2 separate regions of the Homo sapiens genome follow, and region 2 is linked to region 1. The links are chromatin contacts, found by Hi-C or POLR2A ChIA-PET in ENCODE. All regions are on one chromosome and are shown on one strand. Each heading gives the region's core, a stretch centred on a gene start or an enhancer-like site at or near the end of the contact. The rest is flanking DNA. Distances are from core to core; before and after follow the strand shown. Region 1 holds the start of ARHGAP31 (Rho GTPase activating protein 31). Region 2 overlaps GSK3B (glycogen synthase kinase 3 beta).

Region 1 (4,430 bases), core at 1,144-3,643:
GTTCACACCATTCTCCTGCCTCAGCCTCCCGAGTAGCTGGGACTGCAGGCGCCCGACACCACCATGCCCGGCTAATTTTTTTGTATTTTTAGTAGAGACGGGGTTTCACCGCGTTAGCCATGATGGTCTCGATCTCCTGACCTCGTGATTGCCCGCCTCGGCCTCCGAAAGTGCTGGGATTACAGGCGTGAACCACTGCGCCCGGCCTGTAAATTATTTATAAGCTGGAATTACTTGAAAGTGAAACATTAAAAGGAAGTTTTGAAATATTTAAAAAGGTAATTAACAGGGCTTGGCAATTTCTCCATTATTTGCACTCAGAAAAGGGGCTCTTTCAGCCTCTCTCTTTTGCTGACAAGATGATGAAATCCACGTAAGTCAGATGAAAGAATGAATGCAAAAGTCCTTGCTGAAGTAAACTGCTAAGCAAATGCTAATAGTGATCATTATAGTCCCATATGGAGCTGCTTCTCTATAAATAAAGGGAGGAACAAGCCATTGTACCAAATACCTTATCAGATACTCTCCAAGCAGTTTACAAAATGCTTAGAAATTGCTGCCCTAAAAGTAGGACTGGGGAGCTATTGAAAGGTTTTCAGCAAGGCAGGCAGGCATATAACAACAGCAATCCTTCAAGATGACTCCTCAAGCTTTTAATACATAGGATGGAGGAAGTGGAGGAGATTGGACTCAACAAATCCCACTAGGAGTTACTTTAATAATTGAGGAGTGGATGGTCCTCACTGAGTGGGCCTGGAAAGGAATAAACCAAGCTGAGAGGCATGGTGAAGAGCTCATCGTCTGGGCGGGACTACCTTGCAGGTGGGAGAGGAAGGAGACAAATGAGTCTGTGGTTACTTGAAGACATTTCACCAAGATGACTGGGGCAAATGCTTCTCAGTGTCACTGAGAGATGGAAAATGAAAAACAGGAAAGACAATTCATAGAGGTTGGGCTGCAAACTCAAGTGGCAGCAGAGGCCAGGCAGGTGCAAAAGGGGGAAGACAGGCCGTGGGGTCTGCAAAACTGCAAGAGTCGTCTCTCTAAAGAGGGTGCCTCCAAGGGGCCTGCCACAACTCAGCATCAGCCGTCCTTGCCATATGGGAATGCACTTGTGGTGTAACTAGATCTTCCATTTTTTCAAGAGAAGCCAGAAATTCAGATTTTATGTGAAATCTCTTAACTTTTTAATGCTAGCTACTAATTTTAAAACGTGTTAAAGCATGGTGTCTGCCAGCCAAGTACATCTATGGGCCAGATCTGGCAGGGTGGCTATCAAGTTGTGACCTCTGACATAGAGAAAATGTCAAGGGTCAAAGTTCATAGACTGTTAAGGTTACATAGAGAGACAGTGACTGTAAAGGGATTCAGTACCTAAAATGCTACGGATGCAGCTTTGCCAGCAATCTGAGCTGTATGACATATGCCCCTATCCTTCAAGCCTGTATATGGATTTGAATTTATACAGGAAGTTTCATCTAATCCTCAAATGGTTAAATCACAAGAATTTGAGTGCTTTCTGTGTGCTGAGTACACAGAAGTTAAAGAATTTAAAATCTAACTGGAGAAGAAAAAAACATGCCCTCTTGAAACAACTTGAAACAAATTATGAAAGAACCTGGGAGACTGCTTTCTTCACATTTCATGTGTCAGAGGCATCTTAAATCCTGGTTTGTCCCCCCCAAATCACTTCCATTTAGAAAACTTTGCAGTAGTGTGTGTGTGTGTCTTGAATATGTAACCAGAAATCTGATTTCCTGGGCAGTGGTTACAAAGCTGCAGCCTCTCTTTGCCCAGGGGTATCTTTACCCCAGAGTGGGAGGGGAGTGAGCTGAGGTGGGGGTGCACGAACGCTGCAGAGGAGGTTGGGATGGGAGTGGCCGGCGTGAAGCCACTGCCTGTCAGGTTTCTCCGCTGGAGTCCCCTGTTTGTCTCTGTCATTACTCTTTAAGTATTTGCGTAGCAGACAGGCGGGCACCGAAATAGAAAGTGTCAAAGATACGATGACAATGAGGATAAAACCAGGGCAGAGGGTTCTGAAAGTCCCAACCAGCACGGTCCCCGCAGAATGCCAGCGCACCTCCTCCCGCCACTTCAAAGAGCCGGCTCGGCGGGGCAGGAAGCGGCGGCTGCGGCTGCGGGTCCTGCGAGAAGAGCGCGATTTCCTCCGGGGCTGCCCAGTTATCTCTGGAGTCGCAGAACTGCTCTCGGGAGAACGCGTTCTCTACCCCAACCCCGTGCTCCTCAACCCACCCACCTACTTCCTCTAGCTCCACACACTCACAAGCACCGAGCTGCCAAAAATTTCCACCCACCGCCCCCCTCCCTAGCTAACTTCCTTCCAGCATTTCCTGAGCTGGATGATCCTAGGATTTGTAAGACAGGAAAAAAAGGAAGGCGTGAGGGCGGGCAGCAGCGACAGGATGCTTGTTTTTCGCTCTACCAAAGTCGTCTGAAGGCGAGACAGCGGGCCCAGGGCGCAGGACCCACCGCAGCCCCCTGGGCAGTCTCCTCGCCCCGCGTCCGCGTCGTCTCCGGGGCACTTAGTAAGGGGTGGGGAGAGCTTGCCCTCCCTCTTAAGCTGAGGAGAAACACCCGAAGACACCGCAGGAGCCTGTGAAAGTCCCTAGGACTCCAAGTGAGGAAGTGACACTCCCAGGCGAGCCGGCCCGCGGCTGCCAGTCTGCACGGCCTCGGCACGGCGGCCCCGGAGCGGCGCGGGGTGGATCTCAGGCTCTGCCGGCCCGCGGCCCGCGGGGTCCATGCGCAGGGCCCCCAGCCCAAGTTCTTCCATCTTCCGATGCGGCCCCCCAGAGCCGCGGGGCAGCCGGTGATCTAGCCCGGGAGCCCATCTTACAGCGGTGCCAAGCAGAGGGGCGGCAGAGACGGAGGGGCAGCCTCTTTGGGACTAACTCATGAAGAACAAGGGTGCTAAGCAGAAGCTGAAACGAAAGGGAGCCGCCAGCGCGTTTGGCTGTGACCTGACGGAGTATCTGGAAAGCTCGGGACAGGATGGTAATGTGCCTTGGCCTTTCTCCCCCGCCCCCACCTTCTTTTTGTTTGAGGGAGAGACGGACTCTCTCGAGTTGTGATAGAGTCGGTTCACAAGTTAATGTATTCCAGGCCTGTGCGCTCATTGCACTTTTTTTTCTTTTTTTTTTTTAAAGAACATAAACGATTCTTAAGGTGCACAGCGCTGCTGTCCCGACGCGCAGAGGCTGCTGTGTCAGTCCTTCCGTTTGCCTCACACAAGCTGTTAATGGGTGGTACTGCCGCAAGTTTACCGGGCCACCTCAGGGGATGGGGGTGGAAGCTGCAGAGGTCCCAATCCTAAACTTGGCACGTTGGAAGGGAGGGAGGAGGGGTGGACATGTGGGATGGTGATCAGTGGTCTTGCCTGGGTACAAAATCATGACCGCCTTAGCTGTCCCTCCTGGGCTCTCCAATTTCGTCTGCTCACATCTTTTTTTATTAATGTGTTAGAAGGCAGTTGCGGGTGGGGGGTGGGGGAGGATCCTGGCTGGGGGAGTGGTTGCACAAACATTTCTGAATTTCTGAGCTGATGCCAAATATATAGTACCTCCACCCCCTTTCCACAACCCCCTCCCCGCCCTGCAAGACCTTTTCCCTCCTCTTGGCTTTCAGATTAACATTTGGTGTGTCAGACAAGAAGAGTGTTGTAAAAAGGTCAGAGGGCCTCCATTTTTAAATAGTTTAGGGTAAGTAGAGAAAAGGAAAACTTCTCTGTTTTCAAGGTCAGATGGGGGTAGGGGGGAGTTGGGGATGGGGGAATCCAGCGGAGACAATTTAAACATTTGTTGGGGAAGGGGGAAAGAAAACACCATCTAGATTACAATAACAGCGTTTGAGCTTAGAAGTGTTTAATCATAGGAAAGTTGGAAAATTGAGCATTAAATGACTCCTTTTGTAAGGTTGACTGGTTTTGCACTTACCCTTGACAAAAAGGCCTTGTCTTCAGAAGCTTCAGCGAGAGGAAAATAGCCTACTATATAGGCCATGTGTTTATACATAGATAGATACAACAAAGGGGAAAACTAAGGGCTGTGTAACCGTGCGGAATAATTCTGCCTCCAGGAAAATAATCTCAAAACCTATTTGATTAGTCCATATCGAATATGCATTTCAAAAACAGTGCAATGCTTTTGTTTCACTTCTGTGTTTTGGGAGACTCAGCACCACCTAGTAATTTGCAGTGGTGTGATATTCCTGTGGTATTCTAGAGTTCAGTCTGCTGTGTCATTAGGACAAATAGCTTAGGATTTTAGAGCTTGGAGAACCACAGGTTTCAAAACTGACTCTTTTGAAATTGATGCATAACTTAACACTTCATTGAATCCTCACCAACCATCTGGAGAGGTAGATTTGAGATAAAAATCACTTGGTTTGAGTTTTTTTGAGTGTGAGAAAAC
Region 2 (4,430 bases), core at 684-3,183, 640 kb after region 1:
TGACCTAATCATATATGAACCCACTTTTACTTTCCTAGCCTCATCTCCACTACAATCCCCACTACCCCAACTTTATATACCAGCAATTTCAAACTACTTGTATCTCCTCTACACACACTGTGCTATTAAACATCACCAAGTCTTTAAAATACTCTGTACTCCTTGGCATACATCAGTTCTACACTGTTTATCTAAATAGTTCCTATTAATTGGTATTAAAACCAATTCTTCACAGACTCTTTCAAAAAACAGAAGCAGAGGGAATACTTCTCAATGTCATTCTATGAAGCCAGTATTACCCAATACTAAAACCAAAGACATGACAAGGAAAACAAAAACAAAATAAAACTACTGATCGATATCCCTTATGAATATAGATGCAAAAACTCTTAACAAAGTACTGTTTAGCAACATATAAAAATGATTACACACTATGACCCAAGTGAGATTAATCTCAGAAATGTAAGGTAGGTTTAACATTCAAAAATCAACTTATATAAAACACCATTTTAATAAAAACAAAAACCACATAATCAATAGAGAAAAAGCACTTGCCAAAATCCAACACCCTTTCATAAAAATGCTTCAACAAGCTGGAAATAGAAGAGAACTTCCTCAACTGATAACACTATATCTATGAAAAACCCAAGACTAACATCACACTTGAAGATGAAAGACTGAATGCTTTGCCACTAAAATCAGGAGCAAGAACAAGAATGTCTGCATTTATCTCTTCTAGTAAGCATTTATCTGCATTTATCTCTTCTGTACTAGAGACTCTAGCCAGAACGGTGTCCAGAAGAAAAAAATAAAAGGCTTCAGGTTATATATATAAATAACATAAATATATATAAAAATATAAATATATATAAAAAATATATATATATATATATTTTTTTTTTGAGACAAAGTCTCGCTCTGTCACCCAGGCTGGAGTGCAGTGGTAGGATCTCAGCTCACTTCAACCTCTGCCTCCCAGGTTCAAGTGATTCTCCTGCCTCGGCCTCCTGAGTAGCTGGGATTACAGGCGCACACCACCATACCTGGCTAATTTTTGTATTTTTTAGTAGAGATGGGGTTTTGCCATGTTGGCCAGGCTGGTCTCGAACTCCTGACCTCAGGTGATCCACCTGCCTTGGCCTCCCAAAGTGCTGGGATTACAGGTGTGAGCCAATGCACCTAGCCTTGGGTATCGTATGTTGATTAAAAAAATCAAGTCATCAAGGAGCTATAACAATTATATACACAAATGCACCAATCAACACAGCCCCCAATACATGAAACAAAGACTAACAGAATAGAAGGGAGAAATGGGCAGCTGTACAATAGTTGGAGACTTCAATATACCACTCTCAATAATGAACAGAACATCAAGACAGATCAATAAGGAAACAGATAACTTGAACAACACTAAAAACCAACTGGACCCAACATACATATACAGAATACAGCCACCCCCAAATAGCAGAGAACACATTATTTTGCACCTGAGCATAGGTCTATGCAGGATAGACCATATATTAGGCCACAAAACAATGTTAATAAATTTTAAAAGACTGAAATCATATGAAATATCTTTTCTGACCACAATGAAATGAAACTAAAAATTAGTAATGAAGGGAAACCAGAAAATTCACAAATGTGTGGAAATTGAACAATTCACTGTAGACAACCAATGGTTTAAAGAAGATAACAGACAACACACTTGCTATAGTTTGGACTGTTTGTCCCCCTAAACCTCATGGTAAAACTTGATCCTCAGTGTTGGAGATGGGGTCTAATGGAAGGTATTTGGACCACAGAGGTGGATCCCTCATGAATGGAATTGTGCCTTCCTCTTGGTAATGAATGTGTTCTCATTCTATGAGTTCCCTCCCACTACAACTGGTTGGTAAAAAGAGCCTGACACCTCTCTGCTATCTGGCCACGTAACCACTGCATATGTTGGCTCCCCTTCACCTTCCACCACAAGTGGAGGCAGCCTGAGACTTTCACTTTCTAGCTAGCAGAATTGTGAGCCACATAAACCTCTTTCCTTTACAAATTACTTGGCCTCAGGTATTCCTTTATAGCAGCACTAAACTGACTAAGATAATACTCTTAAACAAGAAAAATTTTTACATAGTTAAGACATAATACCAAGACTTACGGGATGCAGCAAAGACAGTGCTCAGAAGGAAATTTACAGCTGTAAATGCTTACATTAAGAAAGAAGATCTCAAATCATTAATCTAACTCTACAACCGGAGAACTACAAAGAAGAAACTGAACCCAAAGCTAACAGAAGGAAGGAAATAAGAAATATATGAATAGAGATGAATAAAACAGAGAACAGAAAAAAAACAGAATCAACAAAACTAAAAGTTTTTTTTCTTTTCAATCAACAAAACTGACAAACCCTTAAAAGAGTTTAGATGTAGGGATAGACTGACAAATAAAAAGAAAAAGAATTAAAATCAGAAATGAAAGTGGGGCCATTACTACTAACCTCACAGAGACAAAAAGGATGAAAACAGCATACTACAAATAATCGTATGTTAACATATTAGACAACCTGGATGAAATGGGCAAATTCCTACAAATACACAGATTATCAAACTGACTCAAAATGAAACAGACGATCTTAACAAACATACACACAAGTAGAGATTTAATTAGTAATAAAGAAAAAAACCTCCCAACAAAGTAAAGTCCAGGACCTGATGATTTCAGTGGTAACTTCTGCCAGTTTACTAAAGAAGAAATTAACAATAATCTTTCTAAGACTCTTCTAAAAAAAATAGAAAAGGAAGGAGCACTTCTTACCTCATTCTACAAGGCAAGCATTACCCTATACCAAAGCCAGATAAACACATCACAAAAAAGAAAAATTACCAACCAATATCCCTTATAAATATAAACGCAAAAATCCTCATGAAAATACTAGAATATGAAATCTAATAGCATATTAAAAGGATTATACCCCATGACCAAGATTGGGGTATAATCCTTTATCTCAGGAATACAACAGTGGTTCAACATAAGAAAATCAATGTAATATATCATGTTAATAAAATGATGGAAAAAACCCCACACGATCATTTCAATTATCACCAAAAGGGCATCTGATAAACTCCAATTCCATTTCGTGATAAAACGGAAAATGTTTTAAAAATAACAGTGATAGCTGCATTATATCATATACGTAATTAATGCTCTTGAATTCTATACAATTATATATTGATATTCAGCAATGAATATCCCAAAAGTAAAATTAAGAAAATAATTCCTTTACAATAACACAATCTATAGAAATAGTTATTGTAATACCTATAATAAATCTTAATATACTTCAAAAAACAAAAGTTAATATCTGGGCTGAGCCTATTTTAGCTCTCAGTTTTCTACGACTATCTAGAAGGCTTTCAATAAATCTACATAGCCAACTTCACATTGTCTCAGGCACTGGGCTAAGCATTAAAGAAACAAAATTAATAAAATCTCACCATGCTGCTGAGAATTACACAACCTAGTAAAAAGATCTAGTTAAAAAAAAAATAATTAAAATACAAGAAAAATGTCATGAAAGAGGTATGTGCAAGATATTCCAAGGAGAGAGAAGCTTTTGGGGCTAAAAGGGGGGCTGGGGGGAGAGAAAATAGTGAGATATCAGATGGAGCTACTTTTGAGCAGAGACAATACAATGAAAAAGAACTCAACAAAAATAGAGCAGGGGTGGAGGGTAGGAAAGAAGCATTCCAGAAGGTATTTGCATTAACAGGGATAATACAACATATTCTGACAATTGCACATACTTTGGGCAAGGCTAGAACATAGATAGCCTGTGAGAAAGGAGAGATGAGTCAAGTAAGGTCACGATATAGATGTTCAAAGACCTTGTATGTCATGCTAAGAAATCTGGAATTTACCTTTTAGGTAACTGAAGAAGTGATACAATCAGAAGGATTGCCTGCTGCCATGTTATATTAGGGATGGTCACAACTCCCATCTCCAACATCTCCAATGCTAATTGATCATATAAAGCTTTTGGTAAACCCAGACAATAAATTCTTAAGACAATGACCCATATTGTCTCTTCTAATTGTTTAGAATAATCTATGATTTATCCCTGTTTTAAAATACTGTTTAGGCTAGGGGTGGGGAGGAAGTAAAGGTATGTACTAGAAGAAGAGAAATCACCAAGAGTTTAGATAAGAAATAATGTGGGCCTGAACTAAGGCAGCATTATCAGTGAAATAGAAAGAACAGATTCAAATAAGTCAACAAAAAGGTCTAGCATAACATCCAGGTTTCTTATTTTAATAATTGATATATAGCAAGGATAAGGGGAGTCGTAAATTCTAACATGCTAAATGTTGACGGCTCAGGCTTCCAGGTAGAGATTTCTGGTTGGTACTAAAATTTGAGGCTCTAGAGTTCATCAGGGAGAC

Evidence for each region. A loop is a pair of places that touch in the nucleus more often than their neighbours do. ChIA-PET counts read pairs that join two places held with the same protein, here RNA polymerase II (POLR2A). Pooled maps may share reads with other maps.
Region 2: a loop to region 1 is called in a pooled map, with 4 times the contacts of the local background. The contact joins the enhancer-like site here to the promoter of ARHGAP31 in region 1. A Hi-C loop is called at or near these places in 3 of 50 pooled maps. POLR2A ChIA-PET finds 5 or more read pairs at or near these places in 2 of 52 experiments (activated T-cell and activated naive CD4-positive, alpha-beta T cell).

Annotation. Positions count from the first base shown.
Region 1 is chr3:119,291,990-119,296,419 of GRCh38, forward strand. It overlaps ARHGAP31 (Rho GTPase activating protein 31), which reads left to right and starts at 2,394. Exons shown (of 12, transcript NM_020754.4): 1 at 2,394-3,015. The coding sequence starts at 2,916. RefSeq lists an enhancer at 1,817-1,866 and a silencer at 2,707-2,826.
Region 2 is chr3:119,935,463-119,939,892 of GRCh38, forward strand. All of the region lies in intron 3 of GSK3B (glycogen synthase kinase 3 beta), which reads right to left. Among named protein-coding and RNA genes, the nearest start is that of MIR6529, 150 kb to the right of the region's middle. RefSeq lists an enhancer at 2,019-2,118. Within about 2 kb of position 1,934, at least 2 of the 41 ENCODE cell types and tissues checked have a DNase peak (open chromatin) inside an H3K27ac peak, as active enhancers do.